Regions from separate parts of the Homo sapiens genome. Here region 2 is linked to region 1. Evidence: chromatin loops called from intact Hi-C (ENCODE). Cell type or tissue: PC-9. All regions are shown on one strand. Links, peaks and the distances in the headings refer to the core of each region. The heading gives the core; the rest is flanking DNA.

Region 1 (4,609 bases), core at 271-4,270:
ATACCAGGAAGTCATGCCTGAGGTCTCATTTTCAGACAAGCAACAGAACATAAGGTTGCACACACCACCTTTGCTAAAGAGACAATAAGGCTTATTCAAAGAAGCCAATGAAACATACACTCAGAGATGGTGACAGGCCAGAGGGAATTAAGAGACCTGCAGAGGCACAAAAGAGGAGATAAGTAAAATGTATTACGAAGGAGTTTTCTTGGCACTTTGCCTGATCTACTGACTTATTTTTATTTCTTACAGTGCAGTTTTGTGGATAACTATTTATTTTCATGACTGCTTTAATTGGAGAAACAGGTTCACTTTGTTGTGATAAGGTTTGTGTTTCAAAAGCAAGGAAGAAAGTAGAAAACAATACAGTTCCTGTGAGTTCCTCTGAATGCACTGAAAGATTGTGCAATTCTCTCTAATATAGTTCCCAGTGATATTTTTTGGGGTGAGGCATTTGCTCTGGAAAAGAATGGTTTAAGTAGTTCCTATTATGGTTTCTAAATAAAGAGCCAAGCCCTGAACTGACCCCTGAACTAATGTGACAGAAAGCTCTGGCATTCAAAATGGCTGCAGTGCTTTGGGCCACACCTCTCTTCACTGGGCCGGGTCCATAACCTTCCAGCTGCTCTGAACCTGAGCCGGAGTTGTTTGCTAATTACCTATTCGTTTGCACCCATTGTCCACTGCCAGAAGATACACCTCCAAAGTCAGTTTCTCTTGTGAAAATTTGACTAACAAGCAGTGGCATATTAGAATTTCAGAGCTGACACCCACCTGACAACATCAACTCCAATCTCTCCTTCTTATAGGTACAGGGAAAGAAAGTGACTCAATGTGGCTCATGTAACCAGCCTGTGGCAGAACCTGGAGTCAATCCCAGGTCTATGGTCACTTCCAGCACTTCCCATGCCACCTCTTTATCCTGCCCTCTCCCTTGGAGATGAACTGACTTTGGAATTAACCATAAATTACCTGCCACAAACCCTCAGCAGCTTACACTTGAGTTCTCTGTTCCTAACCAACCCAAGCTATGGTATTGGCACAGAATTCTGTTTCTAGGGCTATGCCAGGTCAGGGGTACACACAGCACCCAAAAATCATGCTATAGAAGGCTATAATGCAAGTCTGGCTCTTCTGGAGCAGGTACATGAATGGAGCCAGCCTGCCATACTAGGTTCTATGGGAAACTGGGAGCACATGCCCCATGTAGCAGGGAAGCCAATACTTACCTCCAATAGCCAGGAGCCTTTGGGATTGAGGACCCAGTGTTGCCAGTCATAGCTATTTTTAAGAGATGTTAGAATTTTGTTTGTTTATATGTGAAATCACTTGCATTTTAAATATTGGCTCAGATTTTTAAATGTCTTTTAAAACACTGGCAGGCTAAACAAAATCCAGCCCATGGGCTGCCAATTCATCCTCTGCAGCATAGTAACAGTGAGGGATGAATGCTAAAGCCAGGCAGACCAGTGTGAATCCTGGCTCAGACCCTTGGTATGGCCATGGGTAAGGGAACCTCCCAGCCCTTCTACCTCCTAGCACTAATGGTCCAATCTCATAGCATTCTTGGGAAGACTGCAGTAATATAGGTGAAGCACTTAATGTGCTGCCAGTTACATCAGTACGCAAGAAAAGTTAGCACCGCCATTATAATAACCCTGAATCATAAAGACCTGAATGCCCTTAGTCAGAGCACCACCCAGAAAGCTCTCTAAGGCAAAGCCAGCACTCGTCTGCTAAAAGCCCTCTGTCCCTCTCAGCTAATTTCTGAACCAGTATCTTCCATGGCTTTGTGATCCCTGCTGGGAATTCAATGTTAAGGTAACATAGCAGCTTGTCATGTACTTCCCTGTGGCGTTTCTCTCTGGGGAGACAGAGACAAATGGAAAGAATGGACAAGGCGGGCTGCTCAAAGCACTCTGGATAGCCTTGGAGGATGCATGGACAGAGGAAAGCCCAGCTTCAGCCAGGAGGCCCCAGGGTGTTTGTTCCAGCAGATAAACATCCTTCCAGGAACAGTTTAGATCATCTGATATAAAAAAGTGGCCTCTGACCCAAGGCAGTTTTGTTCTGTTCTTTCTCAGCCAGTCAAGTGTAAGTGAAGAATGTGGCTGAGATTGGGATCTGGCCTGGAGTGCCTCACAGGGGGACACGACGGTTTAAATGCGGCTGAACCTTCTTTGGAATGCTGCCTGACTGGTGCTTCAGGTGTTACTTAAATTCTTAGCAAAGACAAAAGGAATCGAAAACAAGGTATACTAAACTGACCATTGTGCTATAGGGGCCTAAGGAAAGCTTCCCCTCCCCACTCTAAAATTTCACTGAGGGCCGGGGGCGGTGGCTCACCCCTGTAATCCCAGCACTGTAGGAGGCTGAGGAGGGCAGATCACCATGAATATTCAGTGTGAATATTCATGTGAGGAGTTTGAGACCAGCCTGGCCAACATAGTGAAACCCTATCTCTTCTAAAAATACAAAAATTAGCCGGGCATGGTGGCAGGCACCTGTAGTCCAGCTACTCTTGAGGCTGAGGCAGGAGAATCTCTTGAACCCGGGAGGCAGAAGTTGCAGTGAGCCGAGATTATGCCACTACACTCCAGCCTGGGTGACAGAGACTCTGCCTCAAAAAAAAAAAAAAAAAAAAATTTCATTGAAAAATCAACTCACAAAAGGCAGATTGATTGAAGAAAAGGCATACAAATTTATTAACATGCACACAGAATGAATTGCAGAGTGATTACCCCACCCCAACGGGATTCAGAAACTTATGTACCATCCTGGCAAAATAGGTTATGGGGTGATGGAGAAGAGAAATTCTGTTATGGGAATTGCTGGAGAGAATGAACGGTTCAAGGAACAGAGATGAACTTGTATGTTATCTTGTGAAAGGATCTGTTCAGGATCTCAGACAGATGAAGAAACTTCTTTTTTTTTCTTTTTAGTAGAGATGGGGTTTCACCATGTTGGCCAGGCTGGTCCTGAGCTCCTGGCCTCAAGTGATCCGCCCACCTCGACCTCCCAAACTGCTGGAATTACAGGCGTGAGAGACCATGTCTGGCCAGATAAATGAACTTCAACATCATCCTGTCTTTGGGACAGACTGGGGGGGCCAGATGGGGAAGATCAGAGAGACCTTGAGGCTTCTTCAGTTAAGTATGTCAATGAGCATATTTTGAGGTATCAGTTTGTGAGCCCCAACAATGTTTTGGTATAGGGGGTCTTACGGAAATGCAGGGAAATTTGATTTCACTTACCACAGGATCAGAGATGTATTTCTTTCATGGGTACCACAGCTGCTAAACCAAGCAGGTCTTCTCAGGACATAACCCACAGTGAGCATGTTAGGATGCAGGAACATGTGCAGGGCTCTGGCAAGAGGTACTGAAACATTGAAAACGGCCTTGATAGAGTATCTCTCTTTGAAAGAGGTTTAAAAAAGATACACTAAAAGTTATTTTGCTTAACACTGTCCATATAAACCAAAGAGGGCATTGAAATTACCAATGGCCCTGTATCTCTTGGGCAACAGATAAGGCCTATTTTCAAGATATATCTTTCCGTAGATCCTACTGTCCTGAATAATTTGTAGATTCCTGATGTATTGAATATTGAGAAATGCTTTTTAGTCTATGTCCAGTTATTTTCATGGATGTTGAAGAAAATAGACTAAGAGGAAGGGTTTAATATTTATGCAGCTACAAGTGTCCATTTTTCCCCCAGAAAATATACTACATAACACACACACTCTTTTCTTTTTTTTGGCATTATACAATTCTCTTCTCAGTGCTACAAAAGAACTAATTATTCACAGCAAGGAAAGCATGCTGTAATATAGTTGCAAGGGGCATTTTGTCTAGTTGTTAATTAGCCAAGTTTTTGGTGTCAGACAGAATTGAGTTTCAAATCTCACTCCACCACTTCCTAGATTTGAACTTGGGCAAATTATTTAGCCTTTCTAATCTTAGTTTCTCATAGCTATAAAATGAAGCTAATAACAGGATCTCTGCAAAGATTGTTATGAAAATTAAATGAGCTAATAGTTATATAGCATTTAGCAGGATTTGGCACATAATAGTGCTAAATCAATGGTAACTATTGTGAAACCAGAAAATCTGAGACAGATCTCGGTTAATTTAGAAAGTTTATTTTGCCAAGGTTGAGGATGCACTGGGACACAGCCTCAGGAAGTCCTGATGATATGTGCCCAAGGTGACCGGGGCACAGCTTGGTTTTATACATTTTAGGGAGACATGAGGTATCAGTCAATATATGTAAGAAGTACGTTCGTTCCATCCAGAAAGGTAGGGACAACTCAAAGCAAGGCCCCCCCACTGGGGGCTTCCAGATCACAGGTAGGTGAGAGACAGATGGTTGCATTCTTTTGAGTTTCTGGTAAGTCTTTCCGAAAGAGGCAATCAGAATATACACCTATCTCTGTGAGCAGAGGGATGACTTTGAATAGACTGGGAGGCAGATTTGCCCTGAGCAGTTCCCAGCTTGAAGGGGCCCAAGATATTTTCCTTTCACACTATTATTAAAATTTCCCTCCAATTTAACTCTTTCAATAAAACTCACATAACCAGTGTTTTCTTAAGGTGAGGTATACCTG
Region 2 (4,609 bases), core at 396-4,395, 180 kb before region 1:
TGTTTATTTAGCTTCTTTTTAATTGTTTCCTAAATCTGCTTTATTAAAATGCAGGTAGTTCTATAAGGAAAAACCGATATTTCATTTGGCCTAATTGAAGTGGCCTATAGAAGTGAGTTGTAACTATATTATTGAGTCTGAGATCAAACATGGTTAAAGTAGCCCCATGTAGTTCCTGGCTCTCTCCGTATTTCTCTTTTAAATCCTGTACCATCCTGTGGCTTGTCTTCCCTCTTGGAAGTGGCACTGGAGTTTGGGTCTGAGGAGCCTAGACACTCGGAGGCAGCAGACTCACCGAGATCCAGCACCGTCCACATACTGTCCCAGTTGCTGAGACTCCGCCAGTGTTGCTGTCATCTTTCTTTACTGAAGTCGGTAAGAAAAGCCCTCAGCCTGCTGTCATATAGTGCTCCAGAGGGGCCACCTGAGAAGTCAATTTCACTCTCCTCCAACTGGAATCCAGTCTGCTTGATCAAAGGAAATGCTGTTTCGGTTTTTCTATTTTTGTTTTTTGGTGGGTTGGAGAAAAGGGGGCTTATTTATTTTGCTTTATTTCATATTAATCTTGATAATTCCTATGGCATCAAGAATAGTGTATTTCTATTGTTTATTTTGTTTTAGATTAACTGTTTAAGAAAAGAAAATGATATTTTGTTTAAAAAGAAGCCATTTGTGAATGCTCTGGTACTTCAGAATGTCATAAAGCTAATTTAGTTCTTGGGGTTTTCTGCTTTCAGGCAGTTTTGGGGTTTTGGGTTCCAGTTATAAAAACTCAGATAGTTATACAGACTGAAAAGTTGCCCCTACCTTGGATAGAGGCACATCCAAAATTAAGAGGAGTATTCTATTCATTTAAGGAGCTGTAATAATGTATTCTGATTATCAACATCTCAATTATATTCTAGCTTGGAAAAAATAGAATGATTATGTCATCTGCCTGGCAAGTCTTTAAAAAGTTCCATCATTTGGTTTATCTTTAATGTGGTGAAAAAACTTGCAAGATCACACTTTAATCAAGGTGTCTTGAGGAGTTACTGATGACAAATTACAAGATATTTTGCTCTGTGAAGTGGTAAACAATCAAAACATCATCAACAAGTAACAAGGTTTGCTCCCTTGACTCCCAGCTGCTCCTGTCCTTTTTTGTCTGTTCAGGCCCTGGATCCAATGGAACTGAAGGGTGAAGGTCTTGTCCTTTCCCTGGAAGAACAGCTCAGTGCTTTGACCTTGTCAGAACTCCGTGACTCAGAGCCATCTTCCACTGTTTCCCTTAACGGCACCTTCTTCAAGATGGAGCTTTTTGAAGGCATGCGAGAGAGCACCAAGGTACTTTTTGTCTCCTCTGTAGTAGTCGAGAGACTTCGATTCCTCACACATTTTCCTGTGTGACAGCACTTCATTTGTCCAAGTGGGAACAGCCATTTGCCAGCAGAGCTAGAGCCGTTAAATTCTAGCTGATCAGATTCTCCCTCCAGTCTTAAAGCTTCATTTATTTCACAGATAACACTAAAGCCTTACTACATAGGGGACTTTGAGAGAGTAATTTGGGACAACCCCAGCATTGCACTGAAGTGGGTTTTCTGTCATGGGTCACTGGGGAGCTTGCCAGGTTTGTGCTAGGGACGGGGCCTATGCAAGTGAGCAATTTGTTTAGAGAAAGCTTAAAAGGAAAACAAAGGCTTGACTCTAGAGACTGTGTCATACATGCGAGCGCCAATTGCTCTGACTTTGAAAGGCTTCCACATGTGAGTAGTGTTTCCTACATAGCCTTCTGTCTTCATTAGTCATTCTGCTCTGTTTTCGTCAGAGCTTTTTAAGGCAGAAACATTCTGCTGGAGGAAGGCTTAGATATGCCGTAACCTGAATCCTGCCTGTCTGCTGGCTCGGAATGTGCTTCATCATCCTGCCTGTCTTGAAAGTGAGGCTTGTTTCTCTCTTAGCATCTCAAGCTGCCGTTCTTGGGCTCAACCTCTCTTCAAAGGCTTTTTTTGAAAAAGTGTATTAATAACTAGAAAGGTCACTTCCAGGGGAATGGCATTATTTTTTAAAAGGAATGCTGCCTTTTAATTAAAATTTGAAAACATTTACCTAGGTCTTTACCACTGATAGCTGAGAGAAACATAAGAAGAGCATCCCATGTGGCCAGAACACACATGCTAGTGCCTTCAGAGTGAGCTATTGGGCTAAAATTTAAATTCCTAATCATTTGTGTTCCTTGTTTAATTAAATGCAGGTAATATTTATTCACAAGTTTTCTTAACATATGTCCATTAATAGTTCAAACCACATACGGTTGTTTCAAGTAGGGAAGGAGGCTTCTTACTGGAATTTGACCCCGGCTCGTGGGCCATAAATCCAGCCCTCCTGCTGCAGTTTTCTCAAAACACCATGGCTAGCTTTTTCATGTGGGAGTCACAGCGCCTTCCACAATCTCAAGTTGCCAAGACACCAGGCACATCAGTGTCTCTGTTCTATTGTTAACTAAATAACAGATGTAGCTGCTTTTCTGTCTGCTAATTTGAATGGTACAGTTCTGTGACTCACTTCCTGCCTAGGCACCAGAATGTTTGTTAAGATTGGAAAGCAGCCCCATGTGGTGACCACTGTAATGACATCCTAGAATGTGGGAGCTCAGGGCACCTCAGAATTTATCTGGCCTAAGTCCTTCTTTTCACTGATGAGGAATCTGAGTCCCAAAGTGGTCCAGCCATATGAGGACAGAGGAAGAACTTCTGTATATTTGTCTCCTGATTGACTTACAGCCCAGTTTTCTTCCTTCTCCAGCATTCTGGGGGTGAACTCTGGGGCCCTTAGAGGCTCTTGAAAGGTTTTTCACATGAGCAGCTGGGAAGAATGAGCCCAGCTGCACTCCAAAGTCATGCCCCACGTGTTCTTACTGACAGCTCCCCTGTGGACTCAAGTGCACCCTAAGGGTTCTTGGGGAATACCCAGGGAGCCTGTTCGGAAGCTTTAACAATGGTTCCTCCGTCTGGACAGGTCCTTTTCAACAACATTTGGAGCAGGCCATAAAGTGGGTAAAGCTCTTTCACTTTCTTCTTCAGCAAACATTAGGAGAGTATCTTCTCTGTTTTGGCCATGTGTGTACTCACAGCCCCTCACACATGGCCGAAACAGAGAAGTTACTTTCCTAATATTTGCCTCCTTGGAGTGTCTCAAGTCCTGGAAGCAAGAGATAATAAGCAATTAATATACAGTATGACAAGGACCGTGATAATAGAAACAAAAGGTGCTATGATAGTACTTGGGCAGTGGGCACCTAACCTGTACTTTGGGGGTTGGGAGGACCTCCAAGAAGAAGTGACATTAAGCTGACACAAAAGGGTGTTCTAGGCAGAGGGAGCAGAATGGACAAGATGGCCAGTGTGTGATTTATGGGAAGAATTTTGGTGTGCTTGCTGTGTCGTTTGAGGAGGGCATGGTGAGAAACGAACCCAGAGAAGCAGAGGCTGGAGCAGCAAGAATCCGGCAAGCTGCCTTGAGGAGCTTGGCCTTTATCCTCAGTGGGAAGCTATGGAAGGGCTTTAGCCAGAGGGGTGAAGTGACAAACTCACATTTTAGAAAGAGCTTTCTGGCTGCAGAGAGGAGGGTGGAATAAAGACAGGTGAGGCCAGAGCACAGACGCCATGTAGGAGGCTGCTTCGCATGGCAGGTGAGGGGAGATGGAGAAAAGTGAATTGCTTAAACATACAATGTTGATGTAACCTTTTCCCAGATTTCATCTCTGTTGGCAGAATTGGAGGCAATTCAAAGAAATTCAGCATCCCAAAAGAGGTAACTGCGTTTTCTCATTATCCAAGTATTGGTCATAATTATGTGAGAAAATTTGATATTGCCAAGAGTTATAAATCAAGGACTGTGAGTCATGCTCAGCAGAAAGCACTGAGGTTATAGCACACATTCCCTGTGATTTCTAATTAAAATATTTGTGGTACAAATTGAAAAGGAGATCCCTAGAGGATCAGGGTAAGCGAAGCATCTGAAAAAGTGTTTAAAAGTAGAGAAGCATATAAAGAAAAGCAAGCGAGTGAGGAGGCTCCAGCAGTGCTGATAACGTTCTTAAGCTGAGTACTTGGATACAAGGACTCATTTGTTATACCTGACATATGTGCTATACACCTGCATTATTTATAAAATAATTCAATATAAAAATTTAGAACTCGAATTAAGACAGCGTGGGGGCAGGGAGGAGCCTGTTGTTCTGGCTGGCACAAGAAGGGTGGTCAGTGTGTCCCTTTTGTGCAGGACCACAGATTTCTGGATGAGCACTAGGACCCCAAATGAAAGAAGGCTGGAGTCATCACTTTACTCTAGCTACCATTTTTTTCTGACTTCATTTAGCACTAAATAAATTGTAGAAAGGACCTAGAAATAACTGGAAGCATTATAATCTTCAGATATGACCTAAATGTGTGCCTTCTCCCTTAGGTAGCAGAAGGCCTTTCCTTGTCAACATTTGATAGCTAACCTTAAGAATGATGAGGGCATTAAAGCCCTGCAGATGAGTCTGTTTAATCTATGTTAGGGTATTTTTTTATTTTATTCTTCTTTCCAGTGTCATTGTCTCTCAGTGGACCAACATGCTGAAAGT

What was found. Peaks named below come from ENCODE experiments on the same cell type or tissue, not always from the same donor. Only the 100,000 strongest peaks of a DNase experiment are listed, where the experiment ranks them.
Region 2: a loop joins it to region 1, with 8 times the contacts of the local background. A loop is called at or near these places in 1 of 110 quality-filtered maps.

The regions. Positions count from the first base shown.
Region 1 is chr1:117,267,014-117,271,622 of GRCh38, forward strand. No RefSeq gene overlaps it. Among named protein-coding and RNA genes, the nearest start is that of LINC01525, 26 kb to the right of the region's middle. RefSeq lists a silencer at 1,634-1,928 and an enhancer at 1,890-2,408. In PC-9, for the core only: no CTCF peak of the experiment used is centred there; DNase peaks (open chromatin) are centred at 438 and 2,138; H3K4me3 peaks cover 1,336 bases; H3K27ac peaks cover 2,193 bases.
Region 2 is chr1:117,091,576-117,096,184 of GRCh38, forward strand. It overlaps TTF2 (transcription termination factor 2), which reads left to right. Exons shown (of 23, transcript NM_003594.4): 17 at 242-375; 18 at 1,156-1,326; 19 at 3,734-3,792; 20 at 4,574-4,609. MIR942 (microRNA 942) reads left to right here and starts at 3,068; the gene lies at 3,068-3,153. In PC-9, for the core only: CTCF peaks have their summits at 2,633 and 2,840; DNase peaks (open chromatin) are centred at 1,796 and 2,556; H3K27ac peaks cover 594 bases.